5 separate regions of the Homo sapiens genome follow, and regions 1, 2, 3 and 5 are each linked to region 4. Evidence: chromatin loops called from intact Hi-C (ENCODE). Cell type or tissue: heart right ventricle. All regions are shown on one strand. Links, peaks and the distances in the headings refer to the core of each region. The heading gives the core; the rest is flanking DNA.

The links. A loop is a pair of places that touch in the nucleus more often than their neighbours do. Peaks named below come from ENCODE experiments on the same cell type or tissue, not always from the same donor. Only the 100,000 strongest peaks of a DNase experiment are listed, where the experiment ranks them.
Region 1: it touches region 4 in a loop (2.4-fold over the local background); 62 of 110 quality-filtered maps call a loop at or near these places.
Region 2: it touches region 4 in a loop (5-fold over the local background); 45 of 110 quality-filtered maps call a loop at or near these places.
Region 3: it touches region 4 in a loop (3-fold over the local background); 55 of 110 quality-filtered maps call a loop at or near these places.
Region 5: a loop joins it to region 4, with 3 times the contacts of the local background. A loop is called at or near these places in 43 of 110 quality-filtered maps.

What each region holds. Positions count from the first base shown.
Region 1 is chr1:17,483,018-17,487,589 of GRCh38, forward strand. No RefSeq gene overlaps it. Among named protein-coding and RNA genes, the nearest start is that of RCC2, 46 kb to the left of the region's middle. In heart right ventricle, for the core only: a CTCF peak has its summit at 2,458 (motif pointing left); no DNase peak of the experiment used is centred there; H3K27me3 peaks cover 550 bases.
Region 2 is chr1:17,604,654-17,609,225 of GRCh38, forward strand. It overlaps ARHGEF10L (Rho guanine nucleotide exchange factor 10 like), which reads left to right. Exons shown (of 29, transcript NM_018125.4): 7 at 3,149-3,324. Among named protein-coding and RNA genes, the nearest start is that of ARHGEF10L, 67 kb to the left of the region's middle. RefSeq lists an enhancer at 3,233-3,761. In heart right ventricle, for the core only: a CTCF peak has its summit at 2,391 (motif pointing left); DNase peaks (open chromatin) are centred at 1,198, 1,488 and 2,368; H3K27ac peaks cover 2,182 bases.
Region 3 is chr1:17,475,614-17,480,185 of GRCh38, forward strand. No RefSeq gene overlaps it. Among named protein-coding and RNA genes, the nearest start is that of RCC2, 38 kb to the left of the region's middle. In heart right ventricle, for the core only: a CTCF peak has its summit at 1,913; a DNase peak (open chromatin) is centred at 458.
Region 4 is chr1:17,417,720-17,422,291 of GRCh38, forward strand. It overlaps RCC2 (regulator of chromosome condensation 2), which reads right to left. Exons shown (of 13, transcript NM_018715.4): 6 at 4,484-4,572; 7 at 2,995-3,109. Among named protein-coding and RNA genes, the nearest start is that of RCC2, 20 kb to the right of the region's middle. RefSeq lists enhancers at 1-128, 2,068-2,602, 4,332-4,572. In heart right ventricle, for the core only: no CTCF peak of the experiment used is centred there; a DNase peak (open chromatin) is centred at 2,292; H3K4me3 peaks cover 398 bases; H3K27ac peaks cover 684 bases.
Region 5 is chr1:17,491,758-17,496,329 of GRCh38, forward strand. No RefSeq gene overlaps it. Among named protein-coding and RNA genes, the nearest start is that of ARHGEF10L, 46 kb to the right of the region's middle. RefSeq lists a silencer at 2,673-2,815. In heart right ventricle, for the core only: a CTCF peak has its summit at 2,676 (motif pointing right); a DNase peak (open chromatin) is centred at 2,704; H3K27me3 peaks cover 724 bases.

The sequences.
Region 1 (4,572 bases), core at 275-4,274, 65 kb after region 4:
ACCTCAAGTGATCCACCCTCCTCAGCATCCCAAAGTGCTGGGATTACAAGTGTGAGCCACTGCGCCCAGCCTCTCCTGCCGCCCTGTGAAGAAGCACGTGTCTGCTTCCTCTTCCGCCGTGATTGTAAGTTTCCTGCGGCCTTTCCAGACATGTGGAACTGAGTCAGTTGAACCTCTTTTCTTTATAAATTACCCAGTCTTGAGTATTTCTTCATAGCAGCATGAGAACAGACTAATACAGGTGGCCCCATTTGTAAATTATTTTGATGGGAGGGGGCTGGGACCTGGAGGCGGGAGGAGGGGCAGGTGAGGGGCAAAATGAAAAGGAAAGCACTTTTTCAGAGTTAGGGCAAATGTCTCAGAATTAATTGAACCTTGTTTTCCTTTTTTTTTTTTTTTTGAGATGAAATCTCACTCTGTCACCCAGGCTGGAGTGCAGTGGTGGAATCTTGGCTCACTGCAACCTCTGCCTCCCTGGCTCAAGTGATCCTCCCACCTCAGCCTCCCAAGTAGGTGGGACCACAGATGTGTGCCACCATGCCAGGCTAATTCTTTTTTTTTTGAGACAGAGTTTTGCTCTGTCGCCAGGCTGGAGTGTAGTGGCATGATCTTGGCTCACTGCCACCTCCGCCTCCCGGGTTCAAGCAATTCTGTTGCCTCAGCCTCCTGAGTAGTTAGGACTACAGGCGAGTGCCACCACTCCCAGCTAATTTTTGTATTTTTAGTAGAGATGGGGTTTCACCATATTGTCCAGGATTGTCTCCATCTCTTGACCTCAAGATCTGCTCGCCTCGCCTCCCAAAGTGTTGGGATTACAGGCGTGAGCCACTGCACGCAGCCTAATTCTTTTTTTGTAGAGACAGAGTTTCACCATATTGCCCAGTCTGATCTTGAACTCCTGAACTCAAGCAATCCTGTCTTGGCCTCCCAAAGTGCTAGGATTACAGGCATGAGCCACTGTGCCCAGTTGACCTTATTTTCCATAGGCACATGCTCCAGCATGACGTTTTCCAAAAGCCACTTGCTGGAAGTACAGATATTCCTCTGATGGCTTTAGGCACTGGGAATACAGCAGTGACCAATTCCAATAAAGATCCTGCCCTCCCAGGGCTTCCATTCTAATGTGGGGAAGCAGTCATTGAACAAAACAGAGAATGAACGGTGGGGTCTGGGAGGGAAGACCTCCATTGCAGAGAAAGGTTGCAACTGCAGGTGTGGATGTGGGCAGAGAAGATTTCACTGGGAAAGAAGCATTCAGGAGGCCAGCAGGTGCAAAGGCTCTGGGGCAGGAGTGTGCCTATTGTGTTGAGGCTACACAGGCAAGGGAGCTGGTGTGACTGGAGTGGAGTGAGGAGAGAAGTGATGGGGAGGAGATGAAGAGGGAGAGGTAAGGGGTGCAGGGTGCAGGAGCTTTTACCTGTGGAATGCACTGAATGGAGGGGACATGACTTGTCTTATTTATTATTGATTGATTGATCGAGACAGAGTCTCGCTGTGTAGCCCAGCTGGAGTGCAATGGCACAATCTCGGCTCACTGCAACCTCCATCTCCTGGGTTCAAGCGATTCTCCTGCCTTAGCCTCCCAAGTAGCTGGGACTACAGGTGCCTGCCACCATGCCCGGCTAATTTTTTTTTTTTTTTTTTGAGACAGAGTCTCACTCCATCGCCAGACTGGAGTGCAATGGTGCAATCTCAGCTCACTGCAACCTCTGCCTCCCGGGTTCAAGTGATTCTTCTGCCTCAGCCTCCCGAGTAGCTGGGACTACAGGCACCTGCCACCACGCCCGGCTAATTTTTTGTATTTTTAGTAGAAACGGGGTTTCACCATGTTGGCCAGGATGGTCTCGATCTCTTGACTTCGTGATCTACCCGCCTCGGCCTCCCAAAGTGCTGGGATTACAGGCGTAAGCCACCGTGCTCGGCCCATCTGGCTAATTTTTTTTTTTTTTTTTTTTTTTTTTGAGACGGAGTCTCACTCTGTCACCCAGGCTGGAGTGCAGTGGCGTGATCTCAGCTCACTGCAAACTCTGCCTCCCGGGTTCATGTCATTCTCCTGCCTCAGCCTCCCGAGTAGCTGGGACTACAGGCGCCTGCCACCACGCCCGGCTAATTTTTTTCTATTTTCAGTAGAGACGGGGTTTCACTGTGTTAGCCAGGATGGTCTCGAACTCCTGACCTTGTGATCCTCCCGCCTCGGCCTCCCAAAGTGCTAGGATTACAGGCGTGAGCCACCACGCCCGGCCTCCATCTGGCTAATTTTTGTATTTTTAGTAGAGATGGGGTTTTGCTGTGTTGGCCACACTGGTCTCAAACTCCTGACTTGTGATCTGCCTGCCTTGGCCTCCCAAAGTGCTGGGATTTCAGGCGTGAGCCGCCGTGCGTGGCCGACTTATCTTATTTTTTAATGGAATGCCGTGCTTGCTATGTCGAGAAGGAACGATGGTATGCTGTGCTTGCCCCCTGCTGGTAGCAGGGAGGTGGGTTGGCGACCACTGTGAAAATCCAAGGGAGAGGTGAGCACGGTTTGCTCAGGATGTTGGCAGGAAGGCAAGGTGGTCAAACATGGTTGCATTTGAGATCTATTTTGAAGGAGGAGCCATTAGGATTCACTGGTTGTTGGGTGTGGATTTACCCTAAGCTGCTGGAAGCCTGGAGTCATGGCCATTAATGGAGAGAAGAAGATGGATGGACCAATGGTGTGGGGAGCAGGTGGGAGTGTGCAGTTGGGAGCTATGTCCAGGACACATGGACACAAGATGCTGTCAGCATCCTGGTGGAGGTGCTGCATAAGCAGTTGGCTCTCTGAATCTGGAGAGATCTGGCCTGGAGATAGAAATACGAGAGTCTGGCCGGGCGTGGTGGCTCATGTCTGTAATCCCAGCACTTTGGGAGGCCAGGGCAGGCAGATCACAAGGCCAAGAGATCGAGACCATCCTGGCCAACATGGTGAAGCCCCATCTCTACTAAAAATACAAAAAGTAGCCAGGCGCGGTGGTGCGTGCCTGTAATACCAGTTACTTGGGAGGCTGAGACAGGAGAATCGCTTGAACCGGGGAGGCAGAGGTTGCAGTGAGCCAAGATCACACCACTGCACTCCATCCAGCCTGGCCATGAAGCGAGACTCCGTCTCAAAAAAAAAAAAAGAAAAGAAAAGAAAAAAAGAAATATGGGAGTCTATCCACCTCAGGGAGGCAGACCACATAAAGCCTTGAAGTGCATGGGATCCTCAGAGAGGTAGAATCCCTGGCACTGGAAGGCCTCCTGCAGCTCCTCCAATCCAAGGCTCACATTTCACAGGGGGGAAAAAAAGTATTAATAGAAGCCCAGAGAGGGGAGGTTATTTATTGCTCTAGATCAGGAGTCCCCAACCCCTGGGTTACAGAGCATTACCTGTCTGTGGCCTGTTAGGAACCTGGCCGCACAGCAGGAGGTGAGCGGTTGGCTCTAGCGAAGCTGAGCTCGTCCTCCTATCAGATCAACGGCAGCATTAGATTCTCACAGGAGCGTGAACCCTATTGTGAACTGCACATGTGAGGGATCTAGGTTGCTCACTCCTTATGAGAATCTAATGATAAATGTCAAGCGCTTGAATCGTCCAGAAGCCATCCTTTCTTCCTCCCCCGACTCAGTCTGTGGAAAAATTATCCTCCACGAAACCGGTTCCTGGTGCCAAAAACACTGGGGACCGCCGCTATATGTTTCGTCCCTGCAAAATTCGTATGTTGAAACGTACCCCACAATGTGACGGTATTAGAAGGTGTGGCTTTGGGAGATGATTATGTCACAGCCCTCATGAATGAGATCAGTGCCCTTATAAGAGAACTTTGCTGCTCCCAAGAGCTTGCTCACCCTTCTGCCATGTGAGGACACACAGAGGAAGCGCCATCTATCAACCAGAAGAGGGGCCCTTGGCAGACACCGAACCTACCAATGCCTTGATCTTGGACTTTTCAGCTGCCGGAACAGTGAGAAATAAATTTCTGTTGTCTATGGTATTTTGTTATAGCAGAGTCGATTATAACTGAGCTGATTAAGATGCTGGTCCCAGGTCACGTATCTGGGTGATGACAAAGTTAGGAATAAGACGTTGTTGGCAAGACCAGCACCCATTCCCACACCCAGTTTGTTATTGCTTTTCTTTTTTTTTTTCTTTTTGAGACAAGGTCTAGCTCTTACGCCCAGACTGGAGTGTAGTGGCAAGATCTTGGCTCACTGCAACCTCTGCCTTCCAGGCTCAAGCTGTCCCCACCGCAAACTCCTGAGTAGTTGGGACTACAGGCGTGCACCACCACACTAGGCTGATTTTTGCTTTTTTTTTTTTTGAAACGAAGTCTCACGCTGTCACCCAGGCTCGAGATCAGTGGCGCAATCTTGGCTCACTGCAACCTCCACCTCCTGGGTTCAAGCGATTCTCCTGCCTCAGCCTCCCGAGTAGCTGGCCTTACAGGCGCAAGCTGCCATGCCCAGCTAATTTTTTGTATTTTTGGTAGAGATGGGGTTTCACCGTGTTGCCCAGATGGGTCTCAAACTCCTGAGCTCAGGCAATCTGCCCGTCTTGGCCTCCTTGGCCTC
Region 2 (4,572 bases), core at 369-4,368, 190 kb after region 4:
CCTGGGCCAAGGATATGCTTATCCCTTTAGCAAGCCTGGGATGTGCTTGGAGCACATTTTCCTGTTTGTAGCTCACTTGAGTCCAGGGAGCAATGGATTCCCACTGTATTAGGAGGCAAAGGAGTCTCAGAAAAGTCCCAGAGCTGGGAGGTCTGAGCGGCTGAGGGGCCTCAGTTGTTGTTTAACCCATTTGGCCTATTTCCCACCTGAATTCAATCAAGTCACTAAGTCCCTGGCTCCTGTCTTCACTGTCCTCAGGGTCTGGGAGGATGTGGCATGTTCATGGCCTGGGTGTCACACAGCCTGTGTTTGCACCCTAGCTCTGAGCCTGCAAATGGGGACCACAGTACCCACCCCAGGATCCCCATATGCTGGGCTGTGGGAGGATCATTTGTGACAAGGCTGCACAAAGCTCAGTGCAGGGTGGAGTTTTGGAGATGCTTTTCACACAGGGCCACTGTTGCTGTTGTTGTTAGTGTTATGCCTGCCGAGGGTCCCAGCACTGGCCTGCCTGGGGCTGATGTGGGCTCAGCAGAAGCTTGGAGAGGAGCTCGGGCCAGCTCTGCCATTGATTTGGGCACAGGGCTTTGTGCCTTTGTGCCTTGGCTTCTTCACATAAAGCAGGAAAATCCCCAGCTCACAGGCCTTTGGGGAGGGTCACACGGGGTCCTGACCAATCTCTCTGGGCCTCAGTTGACCCATCTGTAGAACTGGGGCAATAATAGCCAGTCCTAGGGTGGTAGCGTAGATTCCATGAGGTAATTGATGAGGACACTGAGCAGGAAGCATGAGGGGACCCTTATGTGGTCCCTGAAAGCTGAGGAGTTGGCCCTCGGGCTGCACACAGGCACAAGAGTTCTGTGACTCTGTCTCCACTGGAGAGGATATTTCTATATGTGTAGATGGCGGGGACTTCAACGGAAGGTGGTACAGAACCCTGGCCCCGTTCACTGTCTTACTGTGGCCAGCCACATCTCTCCCATCTGTCTAATAGGAGGAGTGATCATTCACACCCTGCTGTCTGCACAGGGCCGCTGGGAGCCGTGGCACACCGAGGATGGAGGTGGTTGGGTGCACGGCTCAGCCCTGTGGAGGCGTGGACCTGCCACATGCTGCCAGGGTTCCTCCTCAGGGCTACCCTGAGAACTCTGCCTCTTTGGCCACTAGTTCAGGGGCCTCCACTGCAATAACAGGACAATCAGCCTGGCCTTCTGAAGGTCGCAGCTGCTCCACTCTCTAAAGACATTAGTTACTATTATCTTTTGCTTAAAAATAGCCTCATGTTCCCTCCTGGTTCTGGGACCCGTCTCCCACTAAGCTTTGGCACATCTGTTTTGTTCTTTGGCTGACACTCTTGCCCCCAACCTCTCGCACCCCACCTTTCCTGTGGGGTGAAGCTGGGGGGCCCTGGGTCTATGGACTGACACCCAAGCTCCCCCAGAGCCACCATGAGTGACGGCCTACTGCTCTCAGCCGAGTGCGTGCTATGTGTCAGGCACTTTGCCAAGAGCTCCGTGCCTGTTTTATTTACTCAACTTGTCCACTTATTATTAGCCACATTTTGCAGAGAGGTCTCTGATGACCAAAGCTCGCAGTTTTTCAGCACAGTCGTTTCTGAGCAGATTTCTTTTCTTCTTCTTCTTCTTCTTTTTTTTTTTGAGATGTTGTCTCTCTCTGTCACCCAGGCTGGAGTTCAGTGGCACGGTCTCGGCTCACTGCAGCTTCCGCCTCCCGGGTTCAAGCAATTCTCCTGCCTCAGCCTCCTGAGTAGCTGGGACTACAGGTGCGTGCCACCACACCCGGCTAGTTTTTGTATTTTTAGTAGAGATGGGGTTTCATCATGTTGGCCAGGCTGGTCTTGAACTCCTGACCTCAGGCGATCCACCCATCTCAGCCTCCCAAAGTGGTGGGATTACAGGTGTGAGCCACCGCGACCAGTCAGATTCCTTTTTTTTTTTTTTTAAAAAAACACAAAAACAAAAAAACCCTTCCCAATGCTATATTTCTTCTGTGATGACAAAAGCATTTTCATCTTCATGTACTTTTTGGCGTCTGACCCCAGTTTCATGAGGTCTGCAGTTCTCCAGGTAACAGATGAAGAAATGAAACCCAGTGGGGCAAAGGGCCTTGCCCAAGATCCCCCAGTGACGGAGCTGGGGCTGGGACCCTGTGTTCCGGCCTCGGGACAGTGGCTTTCCCACCTCAGGCTTCAAGTGGCATCTCATAGCCGAGTTGAATGGGCCCCACGAGTGCCCTGGCCCTTGTGGGACCTGTCCCTCCAGACTCTTAGCTTTTTGTCCCCAAGTTTTCAGTCCAAGGCATTTCCCGCAGGCTTAGGAAGGAAAGGAGCTCCTGGACTCTGGGCCAGCTGCGCCCCCTACTGGAAGATCCCAGGCTGCACGTGAAGTCAGATTTGGGGTGAGGAGCCCTGAGGCCCCAACAATCTCTGTTTCATTCCTGAGGATGCTGAGGGCCTGAGCCAGGACTTGGCTCCGGGTCTTCTCTTTTCCAGTAAGAAACAGGCCACGTGTGGTGGCTCGGCTGGGTGTGGTGGCTCACGCCTGTAACCCTGGCACTTTGGGAGGCCGTGGCAGGAGGATCACTTGAGTCCAGGAGCTCAAGACCAGCCTGGGCAACATAACAAGACTCCGTCTCTACAAAAAATTAAAAAATTAGCTGGGTGTGATGGTGCACACCTGTAGTCCCGGCTACCTGGGAAGCTGAGATAGGAGGATCTCTTGAGCCCAGGAGTTTGAGGCCACAGTGAGCTATGATTGTACCACTGCACTCCAGCCTGGGCGAGACAATGAGACCCTGTCTCTAAAACAAAATTGCCAAGGAGGCTCACAATGAGCGCTGAGACCATACAAAAGCAGTGCTGGGAGCAAAAGGAAGTGAGCGGGCTTGTGCACGTCTGACCCATTTCTTGGGTTTTCCCCATTTTCTCAGGCCCTCCTTGCCCTACGAGGGGGAAAATGTATTATCATCTTCGTTTCATGGTTGAGGAGGTAGAGCTGGAGCCCCAGGGCCCCCATGTTCTCCCTGACCCCCCCTCGCCCCACCTGGGTTCAGAAATTGGGTCTGAGGCTGGAAGTCTGGTAGGCTTGGCCTCAGGGCCTGGGCTCACCGGCTGCCGCTTGGCCAGCAGGGGCAGAGAGGAACCTGCTCTACGAGGATGCGCACCGGGCTGGGGCCCCTCGGCAGGCGGAGGACCTAGGCTGGAGCTCCAGTGAGTTCGAGAGCTACAGCGAGGACTCGGGGGAGGAGGCCAAGCCGGAGGTCGAGGTCGAGCCCGCCAAGCACCGAGTGTCCTTCCAGCCCAAGGTGAGGGGACCGGGGGTGTCGCTCACCTCAGTCAGGGCACGGAGACCCCTTCAGGGAGGGAGGGAGGGAGGGAGCTGGGTAGTGAGGGCCAGGCCTAGGACTCACGTCTGGGTCCCAGGGATTCCCGGGTATGTGTGGTGAGAGGGGAGCCAGAAGCCCAGGTCATCCCGAAACAGGAGGTGACTCGTAGACATTGCTGTTGGCAGCCCTAAGCCCGGGATGGGCATGGCTGGTACCTGGCACAGGTGCTCCCCCCACCCCCTTGCTATGGCAGACCTGGTCAATTGATCCTGATGCTCACGGGCTCAGACTGGGCTTCAGAGTCCTCTCAACGCCGCACTCCAGGTAGCCCAGCCACTTGCTTAGAGGTGGAGCCTGGATCAGATCCACTTGCTCTCCCCGCCTTCTGGGACTGATGCTCAGACCAGGCCTCAGCCCGCGCAGTCCTCTCTGCTCTGGGGCAGTGGAGAGTGGGGGCTGCTGTGGCTAAGCCAGAGCGGCCTGGAAGCCTTCTCTCCAGGGCCTCACACGGTGCCATCCATGCATTCAGCTTTCCTCGTGTTTCTGCCTGGAGTAGAGACCATTCTGCTTATTTCCTGGAGGGGAGCCCCTGAGGCTGTGAGGGGGATAGGTCATCTGGTTCCTTCTTTCCCATGGCACCCATGCTCCTTCCCTGTTGTTCTGCGGAAGCCACCAAGAGGCAGTGTCTGTCCGTGCTGAGATTTGCAGTTTCATGGGGACAGCTTCTTACAGGCCCTGACTGAGCAGAGGGGATGGCGTCCCTCTCAGGCTACTTTTATGTTTATTTTTATTAATTATTCTTTTGAGGCAGAGTCTCACTCTTTCGCCCAGGCTGGAGTACAGTGGCCCTATCTCGGCTCACTGTACCCTCTGTTTCCTGGGTTCAAGCAATTTTCTGCTTCAGCCTCCCAGGTAGCTGGGATTACAGGCGTGCACCATCATGCCTGGCTAATTTTTGTATTTTTGTAGAGATGGGGTTTCGTCATGTTGCCCAGGCTGGTCTCAAACTCCTGGCCTCAAGTGATCCACCTGCCTCGGCCTCCTAAAGTGCTGGGATTACAGGTGTGAGCCACCATGCCCAGCCTCAAGCTCCTTTTAAAAGATGTAGCGGGGCGGGAGAGCTCCACCTGGGGCCATTCCTGCATGGGCAGGGTGGGGACAAGAGAGGGGACTTTCCCAGTGCCTCCCACCTTTTCTGGGCTTGGGGGATCCACTCTGGGAGAGGCA
Region 3 (4,572 bases), core at 385-4,384, 58 kb after region 4:
GCCGAGATCGCACCATTGCACTCCAGCCTGGGCAAAAAGAGCAAAGATCTGTCTCCAAAAAAATAAAAGAAACAGTTCAAAACCAGGCTGTCCAACATAGTGGGGCCCCATCTCTACAAACACACAAAAAAATTAATACAGTAGCTGGACATGGTGGCACATGCCTGCAGTCCCAACTACTCAGGAGGCTGAGGTGGGAGGGCTACTGGAGCCTAGGATGTTGAGGCAGCAGAGGCCTGTGATTGTGTAATTGCAGCACTCTAGCTTGAGTGACAGAGCAAGAGAGAATCTGCGATTACAGGTGTGAGTCACTATGCCCAGCCTGTTTCACTTATACCCTGCAGAAGATGCTATCTGGAGGCCTGGCGTCATCTTCCCCCATGCATGTTCAGCCAGCCCTTAGTCAAGGACTTTTAGTGGACATTCCTCCTCTCCCCTGCCAGACCTCGGGGCCTCCTTCTGCACAGACTCCTCCTCTCTGGCACCATGTCCCACCATTTCTAGCCATTTCCACTGCCCCAAATGCTAACTCCACCTTCTCAGCTCAGCAGGACACTAAGTTCTGCCTGGACTCCAGCTCACCGTGCAGTGATTACAAAACTGTCCCCAGGAAGAGGGTAGGGAGAGGGGCAGAGGGTGAAGTCTCACCTTGTGAGTTTCCCTCCACTCGGGGGTCATAGGCTTGTGCTGCCTGTGGTTCAGTGCCTGAAGACTGGCATTCACGGCTTTTGTCCAGTTTAGTTTAATGGTTTCTTAAGATGAGAGGGCTTGTGGGGTACCAGTTACAGCATGGCTGTAAGTGAAGGTCACCCTCCTCACTAAGATGATGTTTCTTTTTTTTTTTTTTCTTTTTTGACAGAGTCTTGCTCTTGTCGCCCAAGCTGGAGTGCAGTGGCGTGATCTCGGCTCACTGCAACCTCCGCCTCATGGGTTCAAGCTATTCTCCTGTCTCAGCCTCCTGAGTATCTGGGATTACAGGCACACGCCACCATGCCTGGCTAATTTTTTGTATTATTGTAGAGACGAAGTTTCACCATGTTGTCCAGGCTAGTCTCGAATTCCTGATCTCAGGTGATCTGCCTGCCGCTGCCTCCCAAAGTGCTGGGATTATCAGTGTGAGACACCGTGTCTGGCAACTGATGTTTCTTGAAAGTCTGTTGTAAACTTTTTTGTTTTTGAGACAAGGTCTCACTCCCTCAGGCTGGAGTGCAGTGGCACAATCTCGGCTCACTGCAACCTCTGCTTCCGCTTCCCCCGTTCAAGCGATTCTCTTGCCTCAGCCTCCTGAGTAGCTGGGACCAGAAGTAGTGATGGGGTTTCACCATGTTGGCCAGGCTGGTCTCAAACTCCTGACCTCAAATCATCTGCCCACTTCGGCCTCCCAAAGTGCTGGGATTACAGGTGTGAGATATCACGCCCTGCTGTCTCTTGTAAATATTAAAATAATACAGAGGATCACTGAAGGGAAAGTAGAAAAATACAGAAAAGGTTGACTGGGCACGGTGGCTCACACCTGTAATCCCAGCACTTTGGGAGGCTGAGGCAGGTGGATCACGAGGTCAAGATATCGAGACCATCCTGGCCAATATGGTGAAACCCCATCTCTACTAAAAAATACAAAAACTAGCTGGGCGTGGTGGTGTGTGCCTGTAGTCCCAGCTGCTCAGTAGGCTGAGGCAGGAGAATCGCTTGAACTCAGGAGGTGGAGGTGGCAGTGAGCCAAGATTGCCCTACTGCACTCCAGCCTGGGTGACAGAGTGAGACTCCGTCTCAAAAAAAAAAAAAAAAAAAATTACAGAAAAGGAGGTTGAGGGAGAAGAAAGGTTGTCCATTGACGCTTCACTTTGTAAATTATTTTTTCCATTTATAGCAGCACTTTCTAGGAGCCTTCAAACCTAAGTGTTGTATTTCACCACAAGGGGCTCTAGTGAGCTGAAGCTGATAAAAGATCCTGAAGTTGGAATGGCCAGGATCTCAGCAGATACTAATGGAAGTTTTTCTGATCAATGAACAACAGGACCAACTGTGTTCAGACCTGTGGACCCATTCGTTCCTCTCCCGGGCACTGGTTTTCCAGGCCTCATTCGCAGAGTGCAACTGACTCCCTTTTCAGCCTTGAAACCCGCTGACTCTGCCCTCAGGAACCGCAGTTGTGTTTCTCTGCTGCTCTGCATTTCCTTGCAGGGCCTGAGCATGGACTCAGCGTGGGCATGTTTTGCTTTGGTGGCCTTGATTTTTCTTGTTTTTTAGGACGGGGTCTTGCTCTGTCGCCCAGGCTGGAATGCAGTGGTGTGATCTCGGCTCACTGCAACCTCCACGTCCTGGGTTCAAGTGATTCTCCTGCTTCTGTCTCCCGAGTAGCTGGGATAACAGGCATGCACCAACACACCGGGCTAATTTTTGTATTTTTTAGTAGAGACAGGGTTTCTTTTTCTTTTTTCTTTTTTCTTTTTTTTTTTTTGAGACAGAGTTTCGTTCCTGTTGCCCAGGCTGGAGTGCAGTGGCATGATCTTGGCTCACTACAACCTTCACCTCCTGGGTTCAAGCGATTCTCCTGCCTCAGCCTCCCGAGTAGCTGGGATTACAGGCATGCACCACCATGCCCAGCTAATCTTTGTATTTTTAGTAGAGACAGGGTTTCACCATGTTGGCCAGGTTGGTCTCGAACTGCTGACCTCATGTGATCAGCCCGCCTCAGCCTTCCAAAGTGCTGGGATTACAGGCATGAGCCACCGTGCCTGGCCTTGTGCTTTTTCTTTTTCTTTCTTTTTTTTGGGGTGGGGGAGGGGATGGAGTTTTGCTCTTGTTGCCCAGGCTTGAGTGCAATGGCAGGATTTCAGCTCACTGCAACCTCCGCCTCCTGGGTTCAAGCAATTCTCCTGCCTCAGCTCCCAAGTAGCTGGGACTATAGGCGCGTACCACCACGCCCGGCTAATTTCTGTATTTTTTAGTAGAGATGGGGTTTCACCATATTGGCCAGGCTGGTCTTGAACTCCTGACCTTGTGATCCGCCTGCCTCGGACTCCCAAAATGCTGGGATTACAGGCGTGAGCCACTGCACCCGGCGAAAAACCCACTTTATTTATTTTATTTATTTATTTTTTGAGGCGGAGTTTCGCTCTTGTTGCCCAGGCTGGAGTGCAATGGCACGATCTCGGCTCACCGCAAACTCTGCCTCCCAGGTTCAAGCGATTCTCTTGCCTCAACCTCCCTAGTAGCTGGGATTACAGGCATGTGCCACCACGCCCGGCTAATTTTGTATTTTTAGTAGAGATGGGGTTTCTTCATGTTGGTCAGGCTGGTCTCGAACTCCTGATCTCAGATGATCCGCCCGCCTCGACCTCCCAAAGTGCTGGGATTACAGGCATGAGCCACCGTGCCCAGCCAAAAACCCACTTTAACTACTGTGAATCAGACTGTGTATTCAGAGCAGCCTGAAATCTATGCTCCTGGGTGGCCATCCTGAAGCTCTGAGTTGGAATAAACTCTGTACTTAATCACAGTTTCCGAATTTTGTTATATATGGTTGACAGCACTATTTTTTTTTTCTTTTTTGAGATGGAGTCTCGATCTGTCGTCCAGGCTAGAGTGCAATGAGACTATCTTCCTCACTGCAACCTCCGCCTCCCGGGTTCAGGCAGGTGGATCACTTGAGGCCAGGAATTCGATACCAGCCTGGCCAATATGGCAAAACCCTGTCTCTACTAAAAATACAGAAATTAGCCAGGCATGGTGGCAGGCACCTGTAATCCCAGCTACGTGGGAGGCAGAGGCAGGAGAATCGCTTGAACCCAGAAGGCAGAGGTTGCAGTGAGCCAAGATTGTGCCTCTGCACTCCAGCCTGGGCGACAGAGCAAGACTCCGTCTCAAAAAAAAAAAAGAAAAAAACAAAAAACAACCATGATGATGTGTGCTACTAAAGGGGAAAAGTTGCATTGGAAACTTGTTAAAAATGGCAAAGCAAGACTTTATTCAAGTCTATTACAGTGGTGGAGAGAGATTGAACTCAACTATGAATACAGCACAGACAGCTGGGGATTTATAGCCATAGCGGTGGAAAATTTTTTTTCTAACTAGCCTTCATAGGTTCTATGGCTGGGGCCTTGTATATGGGGCTGACAAAAGACAGATTAACAGAGAAAAACAAACAGATGGTTTTGTTAACATGAGCATTACACATACACGTGGGAAAACCCAGAGATAAGTAACTCAGGAGGGCAATCAGAACGGGGAGGCCAGGCGTGGTGGCTCATACCTGTAATTCCAAAGCTTTGGGAGGCCGAAGAGGGTGGATCACTTTGCCCCAGGAGTTTGAGACGAGCCTGGGGAACATGGTGAAATCCTGTCTCTACAAAAAATACAAAAATTAGCCAGGCATGGTGGCACCACCATGCCTGTAGTCCCAGCTACTCAGGCTGAGGTGGGAGGATCACTTGAGCCCAGGAGGTGGAGGTTGCAGTGAGCCAAGATCATGCTACTGCATCCAGCCTCGGGGACAGAGTGAGTCCCTGTCTGAAAAAAGAAAAAAAAAGAAAAAGAAAAAAAAAAAAAGAACTGGGGCTTATATAGCAG
Region 4 (4,572 bases), core at 290-4,289:
TTGTAAACTAGCCCCCGGCTTGTGGCTAATCCCCCTCCATACGGCACGCTGGTGTGCACCTCAGCCCTTATTGGTATGTGTGTTTTTGAGCACTGTGCTATTTAAATACAGTCAGCCCTCCATGGCCACAGGTTCAACCAACAGTGGTCCAAAAATATCTGGGGGGAGGAGGAAACAAGGAAAAAAAAAAGATAATACAAACAATACAAGTAAGACCATACAGTAGAACTACTTACATAACATTTACATCACATTAGGTACTGAAGTAATCTAGAGATGATTTTAAGTGTACAGGTTACATGCAAATACTATGCCATTTTATATAAGGTACTTGAGCATCTTAAGATCTTGGTATCCACAGGGGGTACTGGAAGCAATCCCCCAGGTTACCAAGGAGCAACTGCACCCTGGAATCACAACTACGCTACACACAATAAAACTCCTGGGCTTGTTTACAGGGCGCCTTATAACACTCATCTCATAAGCAGGTTCTATTTTTTTTTTTTTTTTTTTGAGACAGAGTCTCGCTCTGTCGCCCAGGCTGGAGTGCGGTGGCATGATCTCTGCTCACTATCACTGTCTTATGACAGCAGTTCTCTACTGTTGACATAATCCCTTCCAGTGGAACATCTGTCCGTTTAAAAGTCTGAGGGTCTTGGCCGGGCGCGGTGGCTCGCGCCTGTAATCCCAGCACTTTGGGAGGCTGAGGTCGGCGGATCACGAGGTCAAGAGATTGAGACCATCCTGGCCAACATGGTGAAACCCCGTCTCTACCAAAAATACAAAAATTAGCCAGGTGTGGTGGCGCACGCCTGTAGTCCCAGCTACTCAGGAGGCTGAGGCAGGAGAATCGCTTGAACCCGGGAGGCGGAGGGTGCAGTGACCCGAGATCGCGCCACTGCACTCCAGCCTGGTGACAGAGCAAGACTCCGTATCAAAAAAAACAATAAAAGTCTGAGGGTCCCCACTAAGAAATTCCCCCACCTTCTAGGCTACGATGAATGTAAGAGCATCACAGTAAATAGAATGCATTTCCGGATATGTCGCTACTTTTCTCACAAAAATGGTATTTTTAAACACTTGCACTCTTCCGGACAAGGTTTCAGCAAGGCAGTCAACAAATGATTAGAGTCCTTTTATTTGCTATCGACACAGTGGATACTGAACAGACACAACTCCCAGACAGGAGAGGAGGCACATTTGGTGACTGCTTTTTCCACCTCCTTTAAAGAGCTGCACACATCTGCTTTCTCCAGAAGTACAGGACAGAAGCTACTCCAGAAAACATCGAACAGCGGGCTTCCCTGTCCCTCTAGAGGGGTGACAGCTCTTTAAAATAAAGTTAAATGGCATGGCTGGGCACGGTGGCTCATGCCTGTAATCCCAACACTTTGGGAGGCCGAGGCGGGTAGATCACTTGAGATCAAGCGTTTGAGACCAGCCTGGTCAACATGGTGAAACCCCGTCTCTACTAAAAATACAAAAAAAAGTTAGCTGGGTGTGGCAGCGGGCGCCTGTAGTCCCAACTACTTGGGAGACCGAGGCAGGAGAATTGCTTGAACCAAGGAGGTGGAGGTTGCAGTGAACTGAGATCACACCACTGCACTCCATCCCGGGTGACAGAGGGAGACTCCGTCTTTCTTATCTTGGCGTTGCCCAGCCCAGTTCAGTGCACTGCAAAAAAGGGGGCACAAGGCATGAGTGTGTGTGGATGAGACACGGCCATAGTCGGATTTAGGTTCATTCTAAAAGTGATCTATCTGGATTTGGACAACGAAACAAACACCTGCCTTAAAGCAAGTAATACGCTGAGAATAAGCGATTCTGTAGCTACAAATCAAGCCGATTTCCAAACTACCTGCAAGTTGAGTGTAACTGAGCACCTGCGAATTTGTACAAAGTGCTTACATGGTGCCTGGCACACACAGTCACTGCTCCATGAAAGTGAGCCGTTTTTATCACCAACAGCATGTCATGCTTCCTGACGGAAAATCGACTTGCCGGGGTGCAGAGGGGAGGCCAAGGCAGCAGGAGCGCGCACGTGGCAGGAAGCGGACCGCTGCTGGGCACCGCAGCAGGGCTGTGGCCATGGAAACCGCTCTCCAACTGTCTCGGGCTCCACCACGGCAACCAACGCGAAATGTGAAATGTGCGTAAGGGGCTGTTCTCTCTTATTCACTTCTGACTTGAAGTATATTTAGTTTCACAAAGTCACTGTTCCCCGAGGCTAAGGCCAGCGGGCTCGGCGCTATTTTTACCTTTTCCATCTGCCAGGCGCTGCGGCTGCAGGAGCGCGCGCGGCCAGCAGAGGGCGCCCGCGCCACACCTCGCGGAGGCCTCCCCAGAGGGGCTGGAGTGGAGGCAGAGCCACAACCGGGAAGCGCACTTCAGGGAACCGCACTTAGGGTCCGATGGGAAGGAGAATGGAGACCATCAGGTCGGAAGACACTCCCCCCACTAACTGAGAACTGATGCCTGAATTCTCCTTTTCCACCAATGAGATCGAAGAAACAAGTTTCTGGACAACTAGATTCTGGCTAGGGATGACGCACGGGGAGGGGGTCCACCAGGGCTCCTCACGTGGCAACCCGAAATAATCGCCCAGGCCAGGGTTTCCAGAACAACGTTCATTTTCCGTAATTTTCTCATTTTCAATAAAGGCATAATCTTTAAATGTGAAATTGAATGAAGGTGGTCTGATTTTTTTTTAACTTTGAAATCCCTTTATATAAATGAATTCCCAAATCAGAAAAAAAGAAATCTTTTGTAGGACTCCAGTCCCAACTTTTCCATTGAGGCAGTGTTGCAATACTCCATAATCCTGTGAATGAGGACGCGCTGTTCTGCTGAACGTGAGATCCACTTAACGGACAAAGGCTATTATCTGAGATCAATTACCCACATTTCTAACACGTGTGTGCAGCCCCACACTGATCTCTAGTTCTGAATATATACAGTTAGATTACAGAGCTTTTAAAAAATGTACTTCCATACCCAGCTGACCATATTCAGGGCACCCAAAGGAATAGAGGTTTCCTTTGCAGTCCATTATCATACTGAATTCAGCCCCACAGGCCATTTTGGTAATTGGCTGGCCGTTGTACATTATCTGAAAAGACAAGAAAGGAGACTTTCATTTTTTTTAAAGACTGATAAAAAGCCTCTACCTCTCTGCATGTTGGTGGGAAACAATTACTAGGTTACAAACGGAAGTTTAATAAACTCAGTAATTCTGAAGGCAAAAGCTGAAGGCATTTCTAGAACACAAAGCTTAGAAGATATGTAAAGAAGCACCCTCAGACCCCCACCCTCCCAGCACAGAGCAGTTCAAAGCCTAGCCACTGTCTCTTTAAGATCAATAAAACCAAGTCCCTCCCTTCCTTCATCACCTAGACCACTAATTAGGCACTTAGCATTCTTCTGCCTTTAGTAGTAGTTTGTTTTTAAGGTATAAATCTCACCCCTCCAACTCAAGTTTCTTAGAAAAAAAAAGACTGCCTATCTCCTGGGCGCGGTGGCTCACACCCAGCACTTTGGGAGGCCGAGGCAGGCAGATCAGGAAGTCAAGAGATGGAGACCATCCTGGCCAACATGGTGAAACCCCATCTCTACTAAAAATACAAAAATTAGCCAGGCGTGGTGGAGCATGCCTGTAGTCCCAGCTACTCGGGAGGCTGAGGCAGGAGAATCGCTTGAATCCGGGAGGCAGAGGTTGCAGTGAGCTGAGATCGCGCCACTGCACTCTAGCCTGGCAACAGAGCGAGACTCTGTCTCCCCTCCAAAAAAAAAAGACTGCCTATCTCGTATTTGTATTCTAAGCATCTGGCTGGTGACTTTATACAAGGTCAAAACAAAGTATTTGGGGGAAGTACAATTACATCCATATAACATCACTCACTTTCTTTGGAACAGAACAGGCTTACGACAAGGCATTTCTAACAGATTTCTCCATTTGGAAACAAAATGTTTTCAGGATGGTTTTCAACCCGACCACAAACTAAGCCTGTTTTAAAAACTATAGCAAGGCTGTGTGCAGTGGCTCACACCTGTAATCCCAGTACTTTGGGAGGCCGAGGTGGGTGGATCACCTGAGGTCAGGAGTTCCAGACCAGCCTGACCAACATGGAGAAACCCCGTCTCTACTAAAAATACAAAATTAGCCAGGTGTGGTGGCACATGCCTGTAATCCCAGCTACTCCAGAGGCTGAGGCCGGGGAATCACTTGAACCCGGGAGGCGGAGGTTGCAGTGAGCCGAGATTGCGCCATTGCACTCCAGCCTGGGCAAAAAGAGTGAAACTCCGTTCTCAAAAAAAAACAAAAAACAAAAAAACAAACAAAAAAACTCTACAGCATGTAACTAAACATCCAGACCCTGTTTTTACAAGGGGTAAATTAACTCAAACGGAGACCCCACCTTAGAAAATCAAACACAAAAGTAAAGAGAAACAAAAAGCCATGGAGCCGGAGCTGAGGAGGGGTCACCTGCGCGGGGCTGGGAACAGCGTCTGTCTGGTTGCCAAGGCCCAGCTGCCCCATCTTGTTTTCCCCAAACGCAAACACGGAGCCCGTTT
Region 5 (4,572 bases), core at 292-4,291, 74 kb after region 4:
TGGGACTACAGGCGTCCATCATCATACTTGGCTAATTTTGTATTTGTAATAGAGACGAGGTTTCACCATGTTGGCCAGGCTGGTGTCCAACTCCTGATCTCAGGTGATCCATCCGCCTCCACCTCCCAGTGTTGGGATTACAGGTGTGAGTCACTGTGCCCAGCCCATGCGAATATTCTTAATTCATGGCAATTGTTTTACTTGCCTGCTTTCCAGCTAGGTAAGGCCTGGGGACATGTGGAATTGGCAATGCCCTAGCTATGCTGAAAACAGTCAAATCTTATCAGAACATAACTTACCAGGTTTTACATTACAGTTAAAATTGCCAAAGAGTCACCATTGTAACATGCAATCAAGACTACTGGAAATATGGCTGGGCATGGTGGCTCACGCCTCTAATCCCAGCAGTTTGGGAGGCTGAGGCAGGTGGATCGCCTGAGGTTAGGAGTTCGAAACCAGCTTGGCCAACATGGTGAAACCCCGTCTCTGCTAAAAATATAAGGATTAGCTGGGCATGTTGGTACACGCCTATAATCCCAGCTACTGGGGAGGCTGAGGCAGGAGAATTGCTTGAACCCGGGAGGTGGAAGTTTCTGTAAGCTGATATCATACCACTGCATTCCAGCCTGGGTGACAGAGCGAGACTTCTGCAAATAGATTTACATGCAAGGTGTATAAGAACAGTAAAATGTGTTGTGGTTTTTTTTTTTTTTTGTAAAAGGTTATAAGAAGGCATGGAAATGTAAATTTTGCCTAGGGTTAAATGATTGTTTTGAGTTAGATAGAAAAAGCTGAAGGTTCAAAGAAGTGGTAGAAGAATTGGCAAAATTAATTTGCAGAAGAGGTTCTCTGTGTGAACATATTGACTAAATTCAAAAGGGTTATACAAAGTTTTTGCTTCTTTAAAATTTCTGAGTCATCGTTTTGGCAAAATAAAGAACTTACGGTAATCTGGAATTCCAAAATCAAACTTCAGTTTCAAAATTGTCTTTCCTAATGCCTGGCTTTTTGGATGGATCAGAGGGCCACTGAAAACATCCAGAAAGGAGGTAAACAGGATTATTCAACATGTTTAGGTACATGAGATTGCCAAAATGATGCTCAATCTTCTTTTTTTTTTTTTAATCTTCCCCAATTTAAATCTTTTAATTTAAAAGTAAACTTTACTGTCAAAAATGCAAACTTGGGGAGGGCAGAAAGATCACACACAAGGCTGCCACTTCACACCTGGAGGGTTGCACGGCGACCAGGCAGAGGCACTCCTCACTTCCCAGACAGTGCAGCGGCCAGGCAGTCAATCTTCTTTAGGTTATATTTTTGTGAATAGTACTAATATATATTCCAAAATGGTATGGGATTTCTAAAATTCCAATGTCTAAGTATATGCTATCAATTATAATTATGGCTATTATGCTAAGTTATTGTAAACCATAGAAGTAACCAAATTTGCCAGGCGCTGTGGCTCACGCCTATAATCCCAGCACTTTGGGAGGCCGAGGTGGGTGGATCACGAGGTCAGGAGTTTGAGACCAGCCTGGCCAGCATAGTGAAACCCCATCTCTACTAAAAATACAAAAAATTAGCCGGGCATGGTGGTGAGTGCCTGTAATCCCAGCTACTTGGGAGGCTGAGGCAGGAGAATCACTTGAACCCAAGAGGCAGAGGTTGCAGTGAGCTGAGATTGTACCACTGCACTCCAGCCTGGGCAATAGAGCGAGACTGTTTCAAAAAAAAAAAAAAAGACAATGAAAGGTGGATTGGGTGAATTAGGCAGCACACCCACACATAAAGTCATAATTTTTCTATTAGCTCCCTTCCCTAACTCTTTTCCTTCCCCTCTGCTCACTCTGATCCAGCCACACCTGCCCCCTTGCTGTTCCTTGGTCTGTCTCACCTTCTGTGTTCAGAGCCTTTGCCCTCTCTGTTCCTTTTGCCTGGAAGGCACTTCCCCCTGAAATTCCTTGGCTTATCAGAGCCCTCATTTACATTTCACTTCTGTGGGTTTTCTTTTTTCTTTTTTTTGAGATGGGGTTTTGCTCTGTCACCCAGGCTGGTGTGCAGTGGCACCATCACAGCTCACTTCAGCCTTGATGTCCGGGGCTTAAGGGATTCTCCCACCTCAGCTTTTCAAGTAGCTGGGATCACAGGTGTGTGCTATCATGCCTGGCTAATTTTTTAATTTTTTTTTGTAGAGTGGGGGTCTTTCTATGTTGCTCAGTCTGGTCTCAAACTCCTTGGCTCAAGCGCTCCTCCCTCCTTGGCCTCCCAAAGAGTTGGGATTACAGGCATGAGCCACTGCATCTGGCTCTTGGGTTTTCTTGATATCATGATCAGGGTGGCCTGTGACAACTACCCTGGCCAATGAAGCCTAAATTGTTTTGGTCCCAGAGACTTGAACTGAATCAGGCTACCTTTCATTCAATGCAGATCACCTCCTCCAGGAAGCCCTCTCAGACTGCCCAGGCTAGGTCAGGTGTTTCTCCCCAGCCCTCTGCTGATAACCCTTTCAAAATGGTTCATTTCCTCTGAGGGGATAAGAGAGGGGTGATGACTCATCCATTTCAGCATCCCCAGTGCCAGGCAAGGCCCAGAGGAGGTGCTCAAGAACCTGCTCTAGGCCAGAAGCAAAGGGAGGAAAGGAAGGCTCCTTTTGCTGGTCTTTTCCCTGCTGCCAGCAGAGGGCGCCTCCGCACCACGATTCTGCCCAGGTGGGTCCAGCCTCCAGTGGGGCCACAGCCAACCTCCTTGTCCTCAGGAGGCTTCCGGACAGAGGGGAGACCTCCTTTGTTCTCTGAGAACAAAGTGCTCAGGCCTTGGGTGCAGACACTGCTACCTGTGTGATCTTGGAGTCTGTGACTTTCCCATCTGACCCTTGATTTTCTCATCTATAAACTGGCTGTATTACCTTGGGGAGTTTGTGAGCTAATAAAATCATCAGTGCAGTGCTGAGCTTAGAGGCACCGCTTGCTAGCTGGGTAACCATGGACTAGTGATTTTGCCTCTCTGTGCCTCAGTTTCCTCGCCTGCAAAATGGGGATAATTGTAACCACCTCATAGGGCTGTTGGGACAATTAAATGAGTTATTCTATAAAATATGAAGCAGAGCGTCAGGCACATGGCCAGGGCTGTGTTATTATTTCCCTTTATTATCATTGCTGGTTGATGAGAGAATGTCCCAGCTCCAACTTTCACCTGCCATGTTGCACCCATGATGACTCCAGGGTAGAGGCTGTGACACCTTTTTTTTTTTTTTTTTAAACAGAGTCTTGCTCTGTTGCCCAGGCTGGAGTGCAGTGGCACGATCTTGGCTCATTGCAACCTCTGCCTCCTGGGTTCAAGCAATTCTCTTGCCTCAGCCTCCCAAGTAGCTGGGATTACAGGCGCCTGCCACCATGCCCTACTAATTTTTGTATTTTTAGTAGAGATGGGGTGTCTCCATGTTGGTCAAGCTGGTTTCGAACTCCTGACCTCATGGTCTGCCTGCCTCAGCCTCCCAAAGTGCTGGGATTACAGGCGTGAGCCACCGTGCCTGGACTTTTTTTTTTTTTTTTTTTTATCTGAGATGGAGTCTCGCTCTGTCACCCAGGCTGGAGTGCAGTGGCAAGATCTCGGCTCACTGCAACCTCCAGCTCCTGGGTTCAAGCGATTCTCCTGCTTCAGCCTCCCGAGTACTTAGGATTACAGGTGCCCACCACCACGCCCAGCTAATTTTTGTATTTTTAGTAGAGACAGGGTTTCACCATGTTGGACCAGGCTAGTCTCGAACTCCTCAGGTGATCCGCTCGCCTCGGCCTCCCAAAGTGCTGGGGTTACAGGCATGAGCCACCACGCCCACCCTTTTTTTTTTTTTTTTTTAGATGGAGTCTCACGCTGTTGCCTGGGATGGAGAGTACAGTGGCGCAATCTTGGCTCACTGCAACCTCTGCCTCCCAGTTTCAAGCAATTCTCCTGCCTCAGCCTCCCGAGTAGCTGGGTTACGGGCGCCTGCCACTACGCCTGGCTAATTTTTGTATTTTTAGTAGAGACAGGGTTTCGCCATGTTGGCCAGGCTGTTTCAAACTCCTGACCTCAGGTGATCCGCCTGCCTCAGCCTCCCAAAGTGCTGGGATTACAGGTGTGAGCCACTGTGCCTGGCCTGATTTTTAAATTTTTTTGTAGAGACAGGGTCTTGCCATGTTGCCCAGACTGGTCTCGGACTCCTGAACTCAAGCCATCCTCCTCCCTCAGCCTCCTAAAGCATTGAGATTACAGGCGTGAGCCACTGTGCCCACTCAGTCTTTTTTTTTTTTTTTTTTGAGACAGAGTTTCACTCTTGTTGCCTAGGCTGGAGTGCAATGGTACGATCTCGGCTCACCGCAACCTCCGCCTACCAGGTTCAATCGATTCTCCAGCCTCAGCCTCCTGAGTAGCTGGGATTATAGGCATGCGCCACCACGCCCAGCTAATTTTTGTATTTTGAGTAGAGATGGGATTTCTCCATGTTGGTCAGGCTGGTCTTGAAATCCTGACCTCAGGTAATCCGCCTGCCTCGGCCTCCCAAAGTGCTGGGATTACAGGCGTGAGCCACCGCAC